Linked DNA regions of Mus musculus: region 1 is linked to region 2. Evidence: chromatin contacts called from ENCODE POLR2A ChIA-PET data. All regions are on one chromosome and are shown on one strand. Each heading gives the region's core, a stretch centred on a gene start or an enhancer-like site at or near the end of the contact. The rest is flanking DNA. Distances are from core to core; before and after follow the strand shown.

Region 1 (4,511 bases), core at 1,368-3,867, 79 kb after region 2:
GAGGAGGAGGAGGAGGAAGAGGAGGAGGAGGAGGAGGGGGAGAGGAAACATAGTTGGTATGGGATGCCCAGATTCAAGGCTATCTCCTTTCTCACAACTAGCAGCCGCAGCCATTTGGCTGGCCAGCCTGGCCTCAGCATAGACCCAAGGCTACTCTACAAAATATGCAGGAATCCATCTTCCAGTCTTCAACAGGGGCTTTCCCAATGGCATGTTCTCTATCAGCTGCTTTCCAAGGAAATGGGTCTACATAGTGAGTTACAGGACAGCCAGGACTATATAGAGAGACTTGGAAAACCAACCAACCAAACAGACATCCCCAGTGCCTGTAGGAAGCTTCCAGACCAGCTCTAAACAAGCAGAGCCAAGGGCTGACGCAGAGACTCATCAGTGATATACTAGGCCCATGAATCTCCAAAGAAAGCCACATGGGAAAGATAAACCCCGCTAGTATCCTTGGAACCACGTCTATCTCTGTTTATACCCAAACTCGTCATTTTCTTTTTAGATAGGAGTTGAAATGAAGGGGGTCACTTATCCCCACTCCGACCCCCAGTTAGGTATCTCCTGGGTATCTGATTCCTGGGCTGGAGAGATGGCTCAGTGATTAAGAGCGCCGACTGCTCTTCCAAAGGTCCCGAGTTCAAATCCCAGCAACCACATGGTGGCTCACAACCATCTGTAACGAAATCCGATGCCCTCTTCTGGTGTGTCTGAAGACAGCCACAGTGTGCTTACATATAATAAATAAATGAATCTTTAAAAAAAAAAAAAGAAATCTGATTCCTGGGTGGAATATGCATACATCATGAAGATCTATTTCTGAGACTTCTACCTAGAGACACCAGCAGGGGACAGAGCAAGCTACAGTGCACACCTCTCACCTCTCTGGCACATAGGTTGAGAGACATATGGCCTTGTCAGGAACCTGAGGGATAAGGAAAGAGAGGTTGGGCGTGATAGTGTGTGACTGTAATGCCAGACACTTGAGAGAAAAGAGTTCAAGGTGGGCTTTGGCTACACAGCCAGCCTGGACTATATGAGACCCTGTATCAAAAAGCAAGTAACAAAAGTGACAAGGATGTGGGAGAAGGATGGGCACAATCCCCAGGAAAGGAGGTGCAGCTCCCTGATACAGCAATCGTCTGCCACGTGCAAAGCCCTGCCTGGATTCCATGCTCAGCACCAAAATGCAAAAGCAAAACAAAATTCCCAAACATTCTGGAGCCACTTGAACCAGAGCTCTGGGGAATGAGGAGCGCCACATGCAGAATCAGGCTGAGTTCCCAATGCACTGACCACGGGTCCTGTCTCTGCTTGTCAATGGCCTTTGATGCTGCAACCTGAGACAGCTCTCTGCCAAGACAGAAGGGTCAGGGCAGTACCCTGTGCAGCCCAAGACCAGCAGGACTCCACAAAGCCTCCCTGCTCCTCCAAACTTTACTGGACACTGGCATCAAGAAGGAAAGCCCCGTACAGAGGATATCTTGAATGGTCTGTTAATGGGATCGGGCCTTCTTCAGACCTGGACACAGCTATTTCTAATCTATCCTGGAGTTATCTGGGCCCAATCTCTTTAGTCTCCCATTTCGTAGGAAGCCTGGCTTCCTTCCTCCTCAACTTGAGCAGCTGGGAGCCATCTCAGACATACTAACGCTCTGCCAGTTCCCAACTAGGAAGAAAAAAAAAAAAAAAAAGAAAGAAAGAAAGCCAAGGCAGAGATGCAGTGGGACCGAGGCCAAAGAAAGAGTAACCCTGTTTTCTCACTAACGACCCTCTTCCAAATTTTCCTCACCACATCCCGGGTCACTCCCTCACCTCCACTCCGGGACCTGTCTTACACTTTCAACCTGATTGCCCACAATTCTCTAGATCTCACGAAGCCTCCATCTCTAAGTTACTCGGAGCCAAGAAGCCCCGGGACTCCTCTAACTGCTCAAGCCCTCCACCGCAGAGGGCTTTCACCCTTTCCCCAACACTGCCTCCAACCCCGAGCCACTAACCAAGGGACTCTGGCCTGCCCGCCACCAGCCCTCGACAGTTCCTCCTGCAGTGTCCCCTGGGCCGCCTGTCCTCACCTGAGGCCCCAGGGAGACCGACACAGCGCCCTCGCGGCGCCGCTCGCCTGCCCTCCTCACCTGGTACTGCGCCGCGGGGCCAGCGGGGCCCATGGGGCGGAAGGCGGCGGCCCCCGGTACCCCCATGCCTCCAGAAGGCCCCGGGCCCCTGAGCGCCGGGCTGGGCAGCATTCCGGGTCCCGCAGGCGGAGGCGGCGCACCAAGGGCCGCGGCAACGGCGCCGCCGCCGGGGCTCAGCGGAGGCAGCGGGAACCCGCCCGCGCCACGGCCGGACATCACTCTGTCCCGTCCCGCGGTGCAGCGATCCGGCCTCCGGTCTCCGTGTTGAGTCCGCTCCGCGAGCTACGTTCCGCGATCCGGGACTTCCCGATTTTACTACCGGGTTCCGGGATCTTCTACTCCAAGTTCGCAAGTTCTTTGCAGCCCGGCTTTAGGATCCCGCGGCCCCTCTGACTCCGCTCCTGCCAGGGATACTCCAGATCCGGGATGTGCCGCGAGCCCGCAGGCCTCTCCCGGCCTCCGGAGGTTTGATCGCCGGAGTCCAGTTACCCAGAGGCGGTTACGAACTCCCAGCCCCGCCCAACCTAGACCCTGCAGGCCCCGCCCCTGCCCGGCAACCCAATCGAGAATGCCTCTTTAAATCCCGCCCTCGCGAGACCCGCCTCAAACCAGCACCTCCCATAACTGACGGCCTTAGAGCCCCGCCCTTGGGGGAGGCGGCCTTTTCCCGGAGGAGCGGGAGCGGAAGCTGCACGCGGAAGCGCGGAGGAGAAAGGCGTGGGGTCAGAGTTCGAAGGTCGCGTAGGGCCGTCCGAACTGTTAGGTGTTTGCTGTTTGCTCCGTAGTGCTGCTGCCTCGGCGAGATCCCCGATATGGCCCATCCAAAACAGTTCCGTCAATTCTGCGTCTTCAAGCCTTAAAAATAAGCGATCCGCGGCGGGAAAGCCGCCAACCACTTTTTAAGAGCCCATCTCGGGGCCGGTGGCATAAGGCACCCCACACCCACCCACCCATCTACCCCCAGAAGCCTGTATTGGTTGCTCCGCGCTTCCAAGGACATGGGCGGCCCCAGACGTGACCCAGCTGAGTGAAAGCTTGGCTTGGCCCAACTCCGAGTACTTAACTGCACTAACTTGCCCGTGCCTTTCTTTAAGGAAGCCTGGTAATTCGCAGAAAATGTTTTTAGGTGAAGGGATTTTGCATGCTGAGAGAACTCCAGGTACTGAAATAAGTTTTATCCAGTTTGTATAGGACTTAGTTTTGAAAAGTTGAGAATCAGCCGGGCGTGGTGGCAAACGCCTTTAATCCCAGCACTTGGGAGGCGGAGGCAGGTGGATTTCTGAGTTCAAGGCCAGCCTGGTCTACAAAGTGAGTTTTAGGACAGTCAGGACTACACAGAGAAACCCCGTCTCGAAAAACCAAAAAAGAAAAGAAAAGTTGAGAACCTTTTCAGAAACCACTGGCTTCGGCTATGTTATAGACCTACCCTCTGTCAATGTGGTATCTCCTACCCACGGTATAGAATAGTGCTACTTAACTAGGCACTGAAAATCCTCAGAATCAGGTTGGGGGTGTAACTCAGGTTATAGCGTGCACAAAGCCCTGGGCTTGAACCCCAGACTGCATCAACTACATGGTGGTGCATCCTCAAAATCCCAGCACACAGGAGGAGGCAGGTGGGCCAGAAGTTCAGGATGGTTCTCAGCTGCATCACCAGTTGATTCTACAGGAGACCCTATATCAGAAGAAAGCCGAGCTTTTTGTTAAAATGTGGTTTATGGTTCAATGAAATGGGGGCAGGGTACAAGATTCTGTATTTCTTTTTTGGTTTTTCAAGATAGGATTTCTTTGTGCAGCCCTGGATGTCCTGGAACTAGGTCTGTAGACCAGGCTGGCCAAAGATGACATAGGCTTTGGTCTTTTGACTAAACTGCTTTTGTTAACTTGTCCAATAAAGAGTTGTCCTGTAGGTGGGTTGATCTCACTTGTGTGCCACAAAGCTTTTGAGCTTTCAGAGATGGTAGCAGGTCCCAAAAATGTCAGGGAAGCAGGGTCTCGAGACCAAAGCCAGCATGAATTACTTATATGAAAAGTAAGGTCTGGATCAGTTACCTAAGACTGTCTGGGCAGAGTGAAGGCTCAGTTACCTAAGAACTAGACCTCCTGGGCAGAGAGAATGGGGGAGGGGGGTCTGTCTCCAGAAAGGCACCTTCAAGTGACTTTGGTTCAGAGCACCTGTTTAGTGGAAGCCATTTGAAAATTAAAGCCCTGAAAGTGCACAAACACACACACACACACACACACACACACACACAACTCTTCTGTGATCACAGTCTTTACATACATAATCTAACAGGCAATCTAAAGTATAGAATCTGCAGACAGTGGAGGGACCAGAGCTGATGTAAAAGAACATGGAATTAGGTCCTAGGA
Region 2 (4,521 bases), core at 1,983-4,482:
GCTCTGTCTTGTGCAAAGGTGTATCACCAACTTCCACAACAGTGCATGCCACACACGAGTCACTCGGTAACACTAAACTGCCTGACCGTGAAACATTAGCCCTTTGACCATTCTCTAAGTGTGTGAGGACCAGGCATGCTAGCACATGGCTGTACTAGCAGGGAGAGGAAAAGCACGGGAGGCTTTGAACAGAAAGATGACACACAATGGCAGTCCAAGCACTGTGTCTTACATCTTGTGCCCACAAACCACTTACAGATCTTGTGAAAACGCAGCCTGTAGTTTGGAAGGTCTGGGGTGGGCTGGGGAACTCTAACGCACTCCCTGGAAACGACAATGCCGTTGCCATGTGGACTGTGCTATTAACTAATATTTGAGAAACCTTGTTTGGAAGAACAGTCCAAGAAATGTCAATCTAGGAAGGAATGGAGACAGGGAGGGGTAAAAATAGCCTAGAGAAAAGCAAGCTGTTTAGAAAACCCCTTTCCTGGAGTCTGTGGCAGTAGGAACACCAGGAACAGATAAGTGGCTAAGAATGAACTATGAAATAATAAATAATTATATCTTTAAAATATTAAAAAAAAAAAAAAAAGAATGAACTATGAAGCATGTACAGCCCAGCCCAGCCCAGGCTATCTAGTTCATTCTTTACCCTTGGAACTCTTTGCTTTAAGACAGGGTCTCCTACACACAAAGCCACTACGTAGCTGACAGTGATCTTGAACTTGATTCTGCCTCCATGCTCCTCATTGCTAGGATTACAGGCCTGCACCACCAAGTATGGCTGGGGACTATCTTTTACAAACTCTCCTAGATATGTGGTTGTGTAGTCCCTGACTGAAAACTGCAGAGACTTAATACCTTATCTGAGAGCCCATTCTACAGCTGATGTGTGTTTGTGTTTTTGAGTGTTCGGAAAATGATTAATATGCCACGGAGCCAATGCCAGAAAAGGAAAAGTTTGGAGGTAGAAGTGGCTTTAGTGGAGGGGTAGATTAAAATATTTATTCATTTAATGTATAAGAGTGTATAGTGGCTGGGCGTGGTGGTGCATGCCTTTCATCCCAGCACTCCGGAGGCAGAGGCAGGTGGATTTCTGAGTTCGAGGCCAGCCTGGTCTACAAAGTGAGTTCCAGGACAGCCAGGGCTATACAGAGAAACCCTGTCAAGGAACAACAACAAAAAAAGTGTATACTGAAGGCTTGCAGGAGGGGTGCACATCAGATGTCTTCCTCTGTTGATCTCTGCCAAGTTCAAGTTTAATGAAGGTTGACTAATGTTGAGGATTCTATCTTCCAAGAAGCAGGGATAGCAATTTGTGAGAAAAGTAGTACTTGATGTTTAAAAGGAGGTTAGAGATGGCTTGGTGGATTTAAAGATCACCAGCTAAGGCTGTAAAAGTGGCAGAAATCCACAGCTGAGAATGATAGCTCATGTGTGGATTCTCAGCCCTCAGTAGACAGAGACAGGAGGATCAGGAATTCAACATCACACTTGGCTACAGTCTCTTTTGAAAAAAAGAAGAGACAGAGTGTAGTCTATAGACTCCACTTCCCTTTTTGTCCCCAGTCTATTGTTGACACTCAGTACCCTCTATTACAGCAGCGCTCCCACTAACCACCTACATTCCTCACCTTAGCTTTTTCCCCTCAAGGCAAGGTTTCTCTGTGTAGCCTTGGCTGTCCAGGAACTCACTCTGTAGATGAGGCTGGCCTCGAACTCACAGAGATCCGCCTGCCTCTGCCTCCCGAGTGCTGGGATTAAAGGCATATACCATCATGCCTGGCTCTCACATTAACTATTACACTTACCAATGTGTGTATATGTATGTATATATGTGTATATATATGTATGTGCTTGTGTGTGTATGTATGTATATATTTATGTGTGTACCTGTTTCTATGCTTGGTGAAGCTAAAGGACATTGTGTATTCTACTCTATCACTCTGGACACAGGCTGACAGCCAGCAAGCTCTGGTGTTTCTCTTGTCACAGGCTCATGGCCACACATGGCTCTCTACATGAGTTCTGGAGACGGCAGCATATCTTCCTATCTACAGAGACACCTCTCCAACCACCCAACCATACTATCGCCTCATTATCTCTCCCACTACAACAGGTACCGATAGGAGAATTCACTTGTTCTGACAGACTTTTTTTTCTTCTATTTTTACCGCTGGTCCTCCAAACTTTATGTCGGAGGTCACAACTATAAACCCAGCCAAAAAATCTTCTAAGAAACCTAATTAAAGGGTGAAGAGAGTTGACCAGTTTCCGTACTATAACTAATGGTTAAACTATTAAGTTCCTGCACTACGGCAGAAGCAAGTTAGCAATTTTCTTTTTGGTAGTGTGGAGAATGGAAAGCAAGTCCGCACTGATGTTAATCAAGAACTCAGGCGCTGAGCCACGCCCACAGTCTCAAATTTGGTTAATCAACCCTCAAGGATCTGAGTCAGTCTCAGGTGTTGGGTACCTCCGGATAAGGTTATCAACTATCATGAAGACCCATCCAAACACTGGAACATAGTTCTACTTCAACGGGTATTTCAGTAAGACCGAGTCCAACCGTCTGGGAGAAAGGGGTCAAATTGAAGTACCTTAGGGTCTTAGCAGAAGACTGAGTTGAGAAGTTATCTATTTCCTAAAATTATGAACAATTTTATTTAGCCACTCCCCTTCTGTCATGCTCACTCTCCGCCACCATACTCGGTCCCCAAAACTGCTGGGACACTTAAGACAACACATTTAGAAACTCTTCGTTTTGACCAAAGCAGAGAATAGCTCTGATCTTGCTTCCGTATGAGAACTCAACCCCATTTGGAAGCCCCGGAAAAGGTGGGGAGGCCATGCGGTAGCTAGCCTCTCCGGTCCGGCAACTCTGCTCAGCATCTCCCCAGCCAGGCCCAAGCCTAATTTTGCTCTCAGGCTGTAACCTCAATGCGGGAACCCAGAACCCAGGTTAAATGAGGGCCAGAGGAGGGCGAGGGTGAGCCGGGATGGCCACTTGAGGCTCACCCCCGAGGACACGGACTCGGAGTCTGGCAAGAGGGATTATCCCTGGGAGCGCACCAGGCGGCTCCGCCACCGGGTACCTGGTCTAGGAGTCAGAGCGCAGTACCGACTCCGTCTCGGCTCCGCCTCCTCAGTTTTGTAGCCGCGCTGCCGCCAGGCCGGTTGCTGGGAGGGAGGTACGCAACGTGACATGCGCAGTGGAGGGACCCAGGGAGACTGGCCGAGCCTCGCCCCTCCCCTTCACGGAACAAGCCCCTCCTACTCCCGCCCCACGGAGGAAGTCCCGCCCCTCCCCTACGGAGAAGCCCTGCTTTGCCCCACCCAAGAAGGGAGCTCCGCCTCTTGCCTCCAGCAGAGGAAGTCCTGCCTTGCCCGGTTCTCAGAAGATGCTCCGCCTTACCCCCTGCCCACTAAGGACTCTGCTTCGTCTCGCCTCGCTTCACCCCACCCATCCCAGTGGAGGAAGCTCCGCTTTTCCCCAGAGAGAGCTTCTGCTTCCATCCCACGTTACCGTTACCGGACATGCTAGACCCGCAGTCGCTTCGTCAGGGAGAGAGTTATTAACTAGTCTTTTTTCCCCTTTGCTGAGGTCGTTCCTTATCTAGGACGAAGGCAGGTTTCCCCACGTATGTGGAAGCGAAAGACCTTGTCATTGTTGCAGTTCCAAAGGACCCTAGAGTCTCCCTCGAGTCTCTGTACCCCTCCTAACCCAGCAGCAAGAAAAGGGGCAAGGGCTAACTATAGCTATTGACTTGGCTACCAGGGGTATTCCCACCCCTCATCCCACACTCTGCGGTTCCCAAATCCCAGGTGCCATTTCACCTGGTAGGACTCCAATTGAAAAACAAGTCTTTCTTGGGTCAGTCTCAGGCAATAGAACAACAAAGAGGAAACTTACCCTTTGTGCCCAAAGTTCCTTCTCCTTAAAGCACAGAAAATAGCTCAACTAAACGAGAGCTATGGTTTGTTTTTTGTTGGGGTTTTTTTTTTTTTTTTTTTTGTCCCTAAGTGCTTCATAACTATTTTTTGGTAGTGAGGTATTTTTGAGATAGTGTCGCATGTAGTCTGGACTGGCCTTCAGATCAGCTTCCCTCTGCCTCTGCTGGGATGGGATTAAAGACTTGGTGGTATGTCCTCTATTAGCAGAAACCTGTGATGAGTTTGCCTTTATGAAAAAAGACAGCAGGGGCCAAACCATATAGGACTAATAAAATGAGGACTCCGTTTTATCATGAAGTGATTTTTAGTCACTTCAGTTACTGTGGAGTGAGGGCCCAATACATCTGTGTACATACTGTCAAGTAATGAATACTTGTTTTTTTTCCTGTCTCAGATTTATACCAGTCGACTAACTTCCAAGAATTTTAAGTTTGGCCACATCATACAGGAACTTGGAAACGCACACTACCCTCACCTGAAGATCTCAATGTTTTACACACAGCTGTAACCTTGCCTAGTGCGTTTAACATGCCAAATTTGTTCTCAGTCTCACCACATTTCATCATC

Evidence for each region. ChIA-PET counts read pairs that join two places held with the same protein, here RNA polymerase II (POLR2A).
Region 1: POLR2A ChIA-PET joins it to region 2 with 26 read pairs in embryonic stem cell. The contact joins the promoter of Smarcd2 here to the promoter of Strada in region 2. POLR2A ChIA-PET finds 5 or more read pairs at or near these places in 3 of 5 experiments (Patski and embryonic stem cell).

The regions. Positions count from the first base shown.
Region 1 is chr11:106,270,355-106,274,865 of GRCm38, forward strand. It overlaps Smarcd2 (SWI/SNF related, matrix associated, actin dependent regulator of chromatin, subfamily d, member 2), which reads right to left and starts at 2,618. Exons shown (of 13, transcript NM_001130187.1): 1 at 2,139-2,618. The coding sequence starts at 2,354. It also overlaps a transcript of Tcam1 not described here.
Region 2 is chr11:106,190,371-106,194,891 of GRCm38, forward strand. It overlaps Strada (STE20-related kinase adaptor alpha), which reads right to left and starts at 3,233. Exons shown (of 13, transcript NM_001252448.1): 1 at 3,096-3,233.